2 separate regions of the Homo sapiens genome follow, and region 1 is linked to region 2. A link is an interaction called in ENCODE POLR2A ChIA-PET data of the cell type or tissue named here. Cell type or tissue: PC-9. All regions are shown on one strand. Links, peaks and the distances in the headings refer to the core of each region. The heading gives the core; the rest is flanking DNA. Region 1 overlaps TRIOBP (TRIO and F-actin binding protein). Region 2 has its middle 13 kb from the start of CDC42EP1.

What was found. Peaks named below come from ENCODE experiments on the same cell type or tissue, not always from the same donor. Only the 100,000 strongest peaks of a DNase experiment are listed, where the experiment ranks them.
Region 1: POLR2A ChIA-PET joins it to region 2 with 7 read pairs; 1 of 35 experiments calls an interaction of 5 or more read pairs at or near these places.

What each region holds. Positions count from the first base shown.
Region 1 is chr22:37,773,937-37,779,299 of GRCh38, reverse strand. TRIOBP (TRIO and F-actin binding protein) reads right to left here. Exons shown (of 24, transcript NM_001039141.3): 24 at 2,744-5,363. Among named protein-coding and RNA genes, the nearest start is that of H1-0, 29 kb to the left of the region's middle. In PC-9, for the core only: no CTCF peak of the experiment used is centred there; a DNase peak (open chromatin) is centred at 1,979; H3K4me3 peaks cover 644 bases; H3K27ac peaks cover 3,486 bases.
Region 2 is chr22:37,544,871-37,550,233 of GRCh38, reverse strand. No RefSeq gene overlaps it. Among named protein-coding and RNA genes, the nearest start is that of CDC42EP1, 13 kb to the left of the region's middle. In PC-9, for the core only: CTCF peaks have their summits at 489 (motif pointing left) and 4,921 (motif pointing left); DNase peaks (open chromatin) are centred at 443, 3,063 and 4,893; H3K27ac peaks cover 1,649 bases.

The sequences.
Region 1 (5,363 bases), core at 99-5,098, 230 kb before region 2:
GGGCATGGTGGCTCACGCCTGTAACCCCAGCACTTTGGGAGGCCGAGGCAGGGGGATCACTTGAGGTCAGGAGTTCGAGACCAGCCTGGCCAACATGGTAAAACCCTGTCTCTACTAAAAATACAACAATTAGCCAGGTGTGGTGACGGCTGCCTGTAGTCCCAGCTACCCAGGAGGCTGAGGCAGGAGAATCCCTTGAACCTGGGTGGTGGATGTTGCAGTGAGCCGATTGTGCCATTGCATTCCAGACTGGGAGACAGAGTGAGACTCCGTCTCTAAGTAAGTAAATAAATAAGTCTTCACGAGAGAACAGAGGATTGCTGAGGACAGACTCCAGGGAAGCACATCAGAGGGCTGGGAAGAAAATGAGAATTCCACATAGGGGACTAAAGAGGAGCTGGGGTGTAGCTGAAGCAGAAACAGAGGAAAAAGATGGCTGCCAGTGAACCACACCTCCGGCGCTCAGGCCCTGCTGCCGCCTCTCCCATTGGACCTGGGCTGGCTGTGCGACTCATTTTTGACTAAAGTGATGGAAGGGATGCTGCAGCACCTCCAAGCCAAATTCATAAGAAGCTCGTAGGTTCCACTTGGGGCTGTTGAGGCTCCCTTTACTTTTTATTGTTTTTATTTTTTTAGAGATGGGTCTCACTCTGTTGCCCAGGCTGGAGTGCGGTGGCAGCAATCACAGTTCACTGCAACCTCCAACTCGTGGGCTCAAGCAATCATCCTGCCTCAGCCTCCCAAGTAGCTGGGACTCCAGGCACATGCATCACCATGCCTGGCTTTTGTTTTGAGAAGGAGTCTCACTCTGTTCCCTAGGCTGGAGTGCAGTGGCGCAATCTCAGCTCACTGCAACCTCCGCCTCCCAGGTTCAAGTGATTTCCCTGCCTCAGCCTCCTGAGTAGCTGGGATTACAGGTGCATGCCACCATGCCTGGTTAATTTTGTATTTTTAGTAGAGATGGGGTTTCTCCATGTTGATCAGGTTGGTCTCGAACTCCTGACCTCAGGTGATCTGCCTGCCTCGGCCTCCCAAAGTGCTGGGATTACAGGTGTGAGCCACCTCACCCGGGCTGCTTGGCTATTGTTTTTTTGTTTTTTTAATTTCTTGTAGATACGAGGTTTTGCTGTGTTGCCCAGGCTAGTCTCGAACTAACTCTTGGCCTCAAGTGATCCTCCTGCCTCGGGCTCCTGAAGTGCTGGATATACAGTCGTGAGCCACTGTACCTGGCCAGAACTCCTCTTCTAGGGGGAAGTCAACCACAATGTAGGAAGTCAGATTGTCCCAAGTCCACTATGCTGTAAGGAGCCCAAGCTAGCCCCGTGAAGTGGCCATGTGGAGAAAGATGTCCAGGCCGGGCACGGTGGCTCACGCCTGTAATCCCAGCACTTTGGGAGGCCAAGGTGGGTGGATTACTTGAGGTCAGGAGTTTGAGACCAGCCTGGCTAATGTGGTGAAACCCCATTTCTACTAAAAACATAAATAATTAGCTGGGCGTGGTGGCGGGCACCTGTAATCCCAGCTACTTGGGAGGCTGAGGCAGGAAATCACTTGAAGCCAGGAGGCAGAGGTTGCAGTGAGCCGAGATCACACCACTGCACTCCAGCCTGGGCGGCAGAGCGGGACTTTATCTCAAAAAAAGACACAAAGAGGTTGAGCCAGGTCAACCCACAGGACCATGAATATTTAAAAAGTGGTATTCTAGGCCATTACATATGTGGTTGTTGGCGACACAGCAATAGATAACTGAAACAGTTGGTAATTTAACACCTACACAGTCCTCTGGGGTAGACGTTATTGTTCCCATTTATCAGAAGAGGAAGTAAAGCCCAGAGAGAGATGTGACTCAGTAAGGCTCACCTAGCCAGCTGGAGGCAGCAGGTAGGGTTTGACCTGGCAGGTTCATCTGAAACCAGTTTGTTTTCTTTACAGAGCACATGCCTGGCTGCCTGAAGCAGTTGACCAGAACTTGCAGCCAAACCACGTGGTTTTGGTCAAATTCCCTGCGGCCGCGGTGACAGGGCCATTTCCCAGGTGGCTCATCTGGGAGCCTGCTGGAACCCTGGCTTATTCTTTTGTAAAGCAGGCTTCTTCCCACCCCCTGCACCATTGAGACGTGATTCACACATAGTAAAAATGAACAAATCGTAAGTGCAAGGCGTGGCATTTTTTTTTTTTTTTAAACAAAGTCTCGCTGTGTCATCCAGGCTGGAGTGCAATGGCGCGATCTGGGCTCACTACAACCTCCGCCTCCCGGGTTCAAGCAATTTTCCTGCCTCAGCCTCCCGAGTAGCTGGGATTACAGGCATGCGCCAGCAAGCCCGGCTAATTATTTGTATTTTTAGTAGAGACGGGGTTTCGCCATGTTGGCCAGGCTGGTCTCGGAACTCCTGAGTTCAGGTCATCCACCTACCTTGGCCTCCCAAAGTGCTGGGATTATGCCTGGCCGGCATGGTGAATTTTTACATCTGTATGTACCCACGTGACCACAACCCAGACCATGATATAGAACATTTCTGGGATCAGAATGTTCCCTTTTGCCCACTGCTGGTCAATGCCCTCAGCTCAGAGGTACCCGCTCTTCTGACCACTATCACCGTGTTTTGTCTGTTCTTGAACCTCACCTAAATAAAATCGTACAGCCTTACACTCTTCTGTGGCTATTTTTGCTCAACATTGTGTCTGAAAGATTCACCAACATTTTTGTGTGTAGCAGTTGTTTTTAAATTGCTGTATTCTAACGTATGAATCGACCACAATTTATTCATTCTACTACTGACACACAGCTGTATTGTTTATTTGCTGATGTGAGTATTACGGTACTCATCCTTTTGTGCATGTAAGGACTCATTTCTCCTGGATGTGTAAGCAAGAGTGGAAATGCTAGGCCATAGGGTAGATGCGTATTTAACTTGATGAGAAGCTGGTCAGTTTCCTGCCGTGGGTGCAACAAAGCACATTTGCACCAGCAGCGCCTGGGAGCTGCTCTTCTCCGTATCCCCACCAGCACTTGGTACTGGCAGACCTTCTCCTCTGAGCTATTCTGATAGTGGGGCAGTGCGATTTCACGGTTTTTAATGAGATGTGGAGCACCTTTCAGAGGCTGGCCTGGTTTTTGTAGCTGCCCTAGGCAGCCCTGAGGAGGGATGGGAGGGGGGTTGGTGAAGAGGATGTTCCTGCAACCCAGGTGTGAGACGGGGGAGCCCTGAGTTAGGTTGAGGCTAGAAGGGAGGCAGAGGATGGGATGGAGAGCTGTCTTGGGGGGACGGTGGGATGGTGAGGATGGACGGCAGAGCTGCCAGTGGCAGGCATCCCATCTCCCAGTGGCTAGGAACACTCCTGATCTCCTAAGGCAAGCAGTGCCGAGACAGGGCAGCACAAGGCCGGAGGATTTGATGGCACGGGGTCCTGGCTCTTTCTTCTTTGCCATTTTTAGCTATTGATGAGGGAAGATGGCGACAGGGCCAGGAGAGAGGTGTCCTCTCCTTGCGCCACCCTCCCCCTTTTTTTTTGAGATGGAGTTTCGCCCTTGTCACACAGGCTGGAGTGCAGTGGCGCGATCTTGGCTCACTGCAACTTCTGCCTCCTGGGTTCAAGTGATTCTCCTGCCTCAGCCTCCTGAGTAGCTGGGATTACAGGTGCTTGGCACCACGTCTGGCTAATTTTTTGTATTTTTAGTAGAGACGGGGTTTCACCATGTTGGCCAGGCTGGTCTCGAACTCCTGACCTCAAGTGATCCCCCTGCCTTGGCCTCCCAAAGTGCTAGGATAATAGGCAAGAGCCACCGCGCCCGGCCTCTTGTGCCTCTTTTTAAGACCAAGGACACCCTTCCCAGATGACCTCCTCCACCCCACTCCCAAGACTTCCCCTCGCATTTCACTGGCTTGCGTGAACTGCAAGCCTTGTCCATTCCTCAACCAATCCCTGGCAAGGGAATGGGAAACAATCTCTTCCCACTCCACGAGGTCACTCTCCTGTGGCTCTTTGCCTGAACACACCAGGGACGTTTGCTCCTGCTGGTGCCTCCACGTGGGAAGGCCCTTCCTGATTCTTCCATCTGGAAGAGTCATCTTTCAAAGCTGCCTCCAAAGGCAGTCTTCTACCTGCAGGCTGGGTCAGGGTCTCCTCTGGGTTCTCACAGCCTTCCAGGACCCCTACTGGATGTGGCCTGTTTCTGTGGCTCAGAAATGGGACCTCTTCCCAGCCCCATGCAACCATAATCAGCACAGCCAGCCATGGTGAGGACTCCCAGCCCGCTGGACCTGTGCCTGGCAGCCACAACCCTGCCCTCACCCCTGCCCAGGGCTGGGCATGACCTCTGGGAAAAGCCTCAGGAGAGGACTGGGACTGAAAGAAAAACACCCATTTGATGGAGAAGCAAACTGAGGCTCAGTGAGGGGTGTGACTTGCCCAAGGTCATGGTCAGGGCTAGTCTTAGCCCCAGGCCTCTCTCTCAGGCCTGGGCCCTGGGCCCTACTCCAGGGCTCCTCAGACTTTGAAGGTCACGTGAATCACTGGGGCACCCTGTTAAAATGCAGACGCTGGTTCAGTAGGTTGGGGTGGGACTGGACTTGCTATTTCCCACATGCTTCCGCTGCCACTAGCCTGCAAGCCACACTGGGGGCGTCACAGTCTGTACTAAGGGAGACCTTGGATTTTCAGCCCCACCCTCAGAAGCCTAGAGGCCGCTGCTTTAGGAAGGGTGGGGTGTGGGTAGGGTGTGAGTGGGGAAGCCACTTCAAGAAACCCCAATCTCCATTCCTGTTCTGCCAGCCATCTAGGACACCAGAGCTGCTGGAACGTTTTATTAAGTTAAGAGGTTCAGGGAGCAGAAGAGAAACACCTTTTGGGTGGCTCTGGCGGTTCTGCACCCAGCACAGCCTCGAAGGAGGCTGTGGGGCCATGGAGGCCAGCTGCTAGCTCCCTCTGTCCTGAGCCCCATGGTACGGGTCCAAATGGGGCAGGAAGTGTTAGTAGGAGGTAGGGCAGGAAGAGGGTGGCAGGCTCCCGCCTCTCCCCTGTAGAGACACCCCGCCATGGCTGCTGCCTGGGCCTCCGCCAGACCTCTGGGCCAGGGCCACCAGCTCAGAAGCCCAAGCAGAGGGTGGCTGGAGACAGAGGGGGACCAGGGTTGGAGGCACACAGCCACCAGGAATTGCTTTTTTTTTTTTTTTTTAAAGTATAAAGTGTTTTGGAAAAAAAGGAAAAAAATCTATATAAAAATCTCTTCACATATAAAATCCTGAAGAAGGTGCAAGGTGAGACCCAGTGCGAGGGGCGCGCTCAGATATGCAGTGTGTGTGTGTGTGTGTGTATCCGTGTGTACATGTGTGCACGTGTGTGCGTATGTGTCTGTGTGTCTG
Region 2 (5,363 bases), core at 279-5,278:
CTCCCAGGCTGCAGAGAGGGGACGCGATGGTTTAGGGTTTTATGTGCAGAGTCATCTTTATGAATTCATAAAGACTCTGACAACATCCTCATGGGCAAGTGGAGGATCTCACAGGCAAGAAAACTGCCCAGAGAGGTGAAGCGACCTACCTGAAGTCCCACACCACCGTTCCAAAGGAGATTGACAGTGGATTCTCACCAGGCCATTCCTCGATTGGGTCTGCAGGGGTTAACCAGGCTGGCTGGCGCCTACCAAGCAGGAGGGGGGATCTCGCAGAGAGTGAGAGTTGGAGAATAGGCAGCCCCCTCTGGGTCTCTGACTCCCCCTCAGTGGGCAGCTTGAGCCCCTGCCAGCCTCTTGTTGACTCAGCCGGCCTCACTTCTGCCAAGGCCTGCTGGCCAGAGCTCCCACGGGGAGGGTCAGGCCACATTCTTCTCTGGCTGGAGCCTGAGGGGTGGCTGGCACCTCCTGGTGGAGTCTGTGTGCTGGAAAGAAGCTCATCTGGTTTGTGGGTGCTGGGACAGATGCTGGGGTGAAGCAGGAAATGTTTTTTGGGGGGAGTCAAGGATGGCTTCCCAAGGGACCACCTCAGAGCAAATGGATTAGCCTGGGAACTGGGCTACTTGGTTGCACGGCTCAGCTTGGTCTTTTTTTTTTTTTTTTTTTTTTTTTTTTTGAGACAGGGTCTTGCTCTGTCGCCCAGGCTGGAGTACAGTGGCATGAATATGGCTTACTGCAGCCTCGACCTCCTGGGCTCAAGCGATCCTCCCGCCTCAGCTTCCTGAGTAGCTAGGACCACAGATGCATACCACCATGCTCAGCTCGGCTAATTTTTTAAATTATTGTAGAGACATGGGCTTGCTATGTTGCCCAGGCTGGTCTCGAACTCCTGGGCTTAAGTGATCCTCCCATCTCAGCCTCCCAAAGTGTTGGGATTACAGGCATGAGCCACTACACCTGGCCAGCTTTGCCATGAATGAGCTGGGTGATCTTAGTGAGACACCCCCACCATCCTGCACCCCACCTCAGTTTCCCCATCCATCAAATGGGTATATGTGATAATATACCCTGCCTGCCTTACTCCACAGCTGTTGGGAGGATCAAAGGCAAAAACGAGTTGGGCCGGAGTGAACTCCCTTTGTAGGGCAAAGGCCCACACATGCTGGCTGGCCAGCCTGGCATTCTCTAGGGGAGCAAGTGAAGGGAAGGGGAGTTCAGGGGCAGCTCTTAGCTGTGGTGTGATCTGCCTGACATCCCTGCCTCCTCCCCGCTTGACATAGTGACACTGACAATAATAGTACCTCCTGGCCGGGCGCGGTGGCTCACACCTGTAATCCCAGCACTTTGGGAGGCCGAGGTGGGCGGATCACAAAGTCAGGAGTTAGAGACCAGCCTGGCCAACATGGTGAAACCCCGTCTTTACTAAAAATACAAAAGTTAGTTGGGCGTGGTGGTGCTTACCTGTAATCCCAGCTACTCTGAAGGCTGTGACAGAAGAATTGCTTGAACCTGGGAGGCAGAGGTTGCAGTGAGCTGAGATTGCACCACTGCACTCCAGCCTGGGCGACAGAGCGAGATTCCGTCTCAAAAAAAAAAAACAAACAAATAATAATAGGCTGGGTGTGGTGGCTCACGCCTGTAATCCCAGCACTTTAGGAGGCCGAGGTGGGTGGATTACAAGGTCAGGAGATCGAGACCATCCTGGCTAACATGGTAAAACCCCGTTTCTACTAAAAAAATACAAAAAAGTTAGCCGGGCGTGGTGGCAGGTGCCTGTAATCCCAGCTACTCAGGAGGCTGAGGCAGGAGAATGGCGTGAAACCGAGAGGCGTTGCTTGCAGCTGAGATTGCGCCACTGCACTCCAGCCTGGGCGACAGAGTGAGATTCCTTCTCAAAAAAACAAATAATAATAATAATAATAGCACCTCCTGCCAGGCGCACAGCCCTCAAGGGTTTACAAAGTCCTTTCATTTCTATACCTGTCACCTGCTGCCTCAGGGCCCTGGCAGAGAATACTCTTTCTTCTGCAGAGAATACTCTTTTCCCAGATAAGTGAGAGGCTGTTTTCTGCTCGGCTCAAACGTCCCCTCCTCAGGGGCCTACGGGACCAGGGATCTAAACTAAGTTCTTGGCTGGGCGTGGTGGCTCATGCCTGTAATCCCAACACTTTGGGAGGCTGAGGTGGGCAGATCGCCTGAGGTCAGGAGTTCGAGACCAGGCTGGCCCACATGGTGAAACCCTGTCTCTACTAAAAACACAAAAATCAGCCGGGTGTGGTGGTGTGTGCCTGTAATCCCAGCTACTCGGGAGGCTGAGGCAGGAGAATCACTTGAACCCGGGAGGTGGAGGTTGCGGTAGCCGAAATTATGCCATTGCCTCCAGCCTGGGCAGAAAAAGCGAAAACTCTGTCTCAAAAAACCAAAACACATAAATTAAGTTCTCTCCCACCCCTGCCCCCCAGCACCCTCCCTTCCGTGCTGCTGCTCTGTGCCTCTGGTGACTGCCATGACCTTGTTCAGGGGACCACCTTCCCCCATGACATTAACCTCCGTGAGGGCAGGGATGGTGACTGCGTTGCTCATCGCTGTGTCTAGTGACAGACAGCAGCCTTCCATGGTAGCTGTGATTGTTTTCCTTTGTAGAGAAGCTTAGAGAGACCAAATGCCTTGCCCAAGTCCACACAGCTGGGAAGGGATGGAGCCAGGACTGGGGCCCAGAGGCCTCTTAGATTCCAGTCCGTGGCTCTTTCAAGAAATGCCCACAACTGCGATGCCTGTTTCCTCTGCAGGCCCTGACTCCCTGGAAAAGAGAAAGCATGTCTCACCCCTTTGTCACCCCACGAGGTCCAGCTCGCGCCTCCTCCTTACACACAGTAGGTGCTGTGCCCGTATTTGTTTGGAAGATGTGGGAGGAACAAGCTACTATATTCAACATGCAAAGCCTGCTTGCCACCCTTGTGGGCCTCTGTCCCTTCACCAGGGACTAAGGACTAATGCCTCGGGCCCAGGGTGGGGGCATTCCAGGGGCCTCCTCACCCTGCTCAGGCAGGCCGGCTGGGCCAGCAGCTGTGGGGTGGCCAGATGCCCCACCCCTGGCGCCTTTAGGCCCTGAGCCCAGGCCGCAGGCTGAGCTGTTGGCTGGCACTGCTCCTTAGTCTTGGGGCAGGAACACCGCAGGGATTTTAAAAATAAAGGGCCTTGAGACAGTGGCCTGGCCCAGGCAGCCACAGGGCGGGGCGGGGGCCAGACAGGGACGGTGGGGGAATGCTGAGCCCGCAGCGGGCTGCAAGGCCGGGGTGGCCTCATTTTCTTCTCCAGAAACACTGCTCTCTTCCAAGAACGCCTCCTCCCGGCCTACTCTAAACATGGATCTCAAATATTTCCTGAGCACCTACTATGTGCCAGGCCTTGGTGGCAGTGGGGTGAATCCTCCACTCTTCCCGGCAACTGTATGGCTCTCCTCAGAGGGGCCCCTCCCTTCTTACCCAACCTCAGGCCACAGACTATTGACCACCTACTGTGTGCCAGGCAGCTCTGGCCTTTCACTCCTTGGCTCTTTCCCCTTCTGCTCTCACTCCCTGAGGCACCTCCCCTGTCCAGCCCATTTCAGTCCCCTTCTTTCTCCTCTGGCTCAGCTAACAGGAAACGCAGCCGGGGAGGTCAAGAGCCCCCGGCCTCCAGAGCGCAGCGTCTGGACACACAGGGCCTGTCTACATGGTGCGGTGGGGAAAGGGGGGCTTCCTGTTTACGACAATCACAAGTACCCTTGGGTGGTGCTTGGACAGGCCTCCAGGGCAGCCCCTCTAGTGTAGATCTAATCCCTCCCTAGGAGGGGCCCCCGAGTACCCCCACAGGCCCCAGGCAGCTAGCTCAGACCCTGGCCACTAACACCCGCGCCCCCGCCCGCAACACGGGATGGGTAGAGAAGGGAGGAGGAGCGAGGAGTCTTGGGAACAGCCTGGAATGTGGGAGTTGAAGGTCCGCAGGAAGCATCCCGGGCTCCAGGCCCCACTCCAAGTCTGGGTGCCCCGCCCCAGTCCTCTCCTCCCATCCCGGGGCCTCCCCAGCTCTGATGGGGGCGGGGCTGAGGGAGCCAGGAAGGAGGAGACCAGATTCCTTCCCGTCCCGCTGGGGCCGGAGGCTTCAGCTCTGGCTTGACCAGGCTCTGGCGGCCTCAGTCTCTCCATCCCTAGGGCAGGGCGTTGAGCCAGCTCCCGGGTCAGCCCCCATCTGCTGCTGCCTCCCTCTTTTTCCCCCCGCTGCCTGCACAATCCCAGAGGAGGGGTGAGGACGTCAAGAGGCTGAGACCGGCAGGGGAGACCTCCACGGAGGGGTGGGGCTGGCCAAAGGTGCCCCTGGGGAAGCAAACAACCCTGCCTACCTCCCCCTCCAGGCAGCCCCAGCCGATCGATCCTGTAGTTGCCCAATGGGTATTGACCGAGGGCCTGAGGGTCAGGGTCGCTGGTCCAGAAGAGGCCGGGCAGAGGGAGGCCTGCCCCATCCCCCACACGCTCCCTCACCTAACCCAAAAGGAGGTAGGTGACCCCTGTCCTCGTCTCCCCTCCCGGACCCCAGCCCCTTAGGGCACAACATGGTTGATGCTTGGGGCAGTCATCCCCCAGAGGCCGTGGGGGCACATTGGAGCTAGCTAGCTCAGAGGAGGCAGCCAGGGAGGGCTTCCTGGAGGAAGGAGGCCACCCTCTCAATATAGAAGCCTAAAATTGTGAAAGAGTGTGCCTGGCCCAGGAAACAACCTGGCCAAAGGCATGGCACTTCTAGAGAAGTGCTAGTGACATGATAGGGTTGGAGAAAGGCACAGGTGAGGGAAGGAGGGGAGGTTTTAGGGAGTGGAGGGCTGGGGTGGAAGGATGAGGTCATTTGTCCCAGTGGACTTTCTGTGGCTCTGGAGCGCCCTCTTTTGCCCCAGGCAGGAAGGCAGAGGGGAGCCTGGTAAAGGAACCACCACAATTTGATGTGGCTATGCAGACTTGGCGAGGGGAAGGGCCTGGGGACTGGGACTGGGACTACAGCCTCTAGTTCCATGAAGCCGCCCTACTGCCCTGGGAAGACCCCAGGTTTTCAGCCTTGTGAGACCCGCTCTGGGTCGGTGCCTCCAGGCGCTGGGGCGGCTCGCACAGGCTGTTCTGTGGTGGGGAAGAGAGTCTTGGCTCTTCCAAATTTCCAGCTGTGTAACCTTGGGTGAGTTATGAACTCCCCTGGCCTCAGTTTCCCCCTCTGTAAGATGGAGCTAAAAATAATTGCCCCAGAGGGCTACTGGTGGATGAAATTAATTAATTTATATTTTAGAAAGCACCTGGCACTAGTGTGCACCCAATTCCAGTTAGGAAACATTATTATTAATT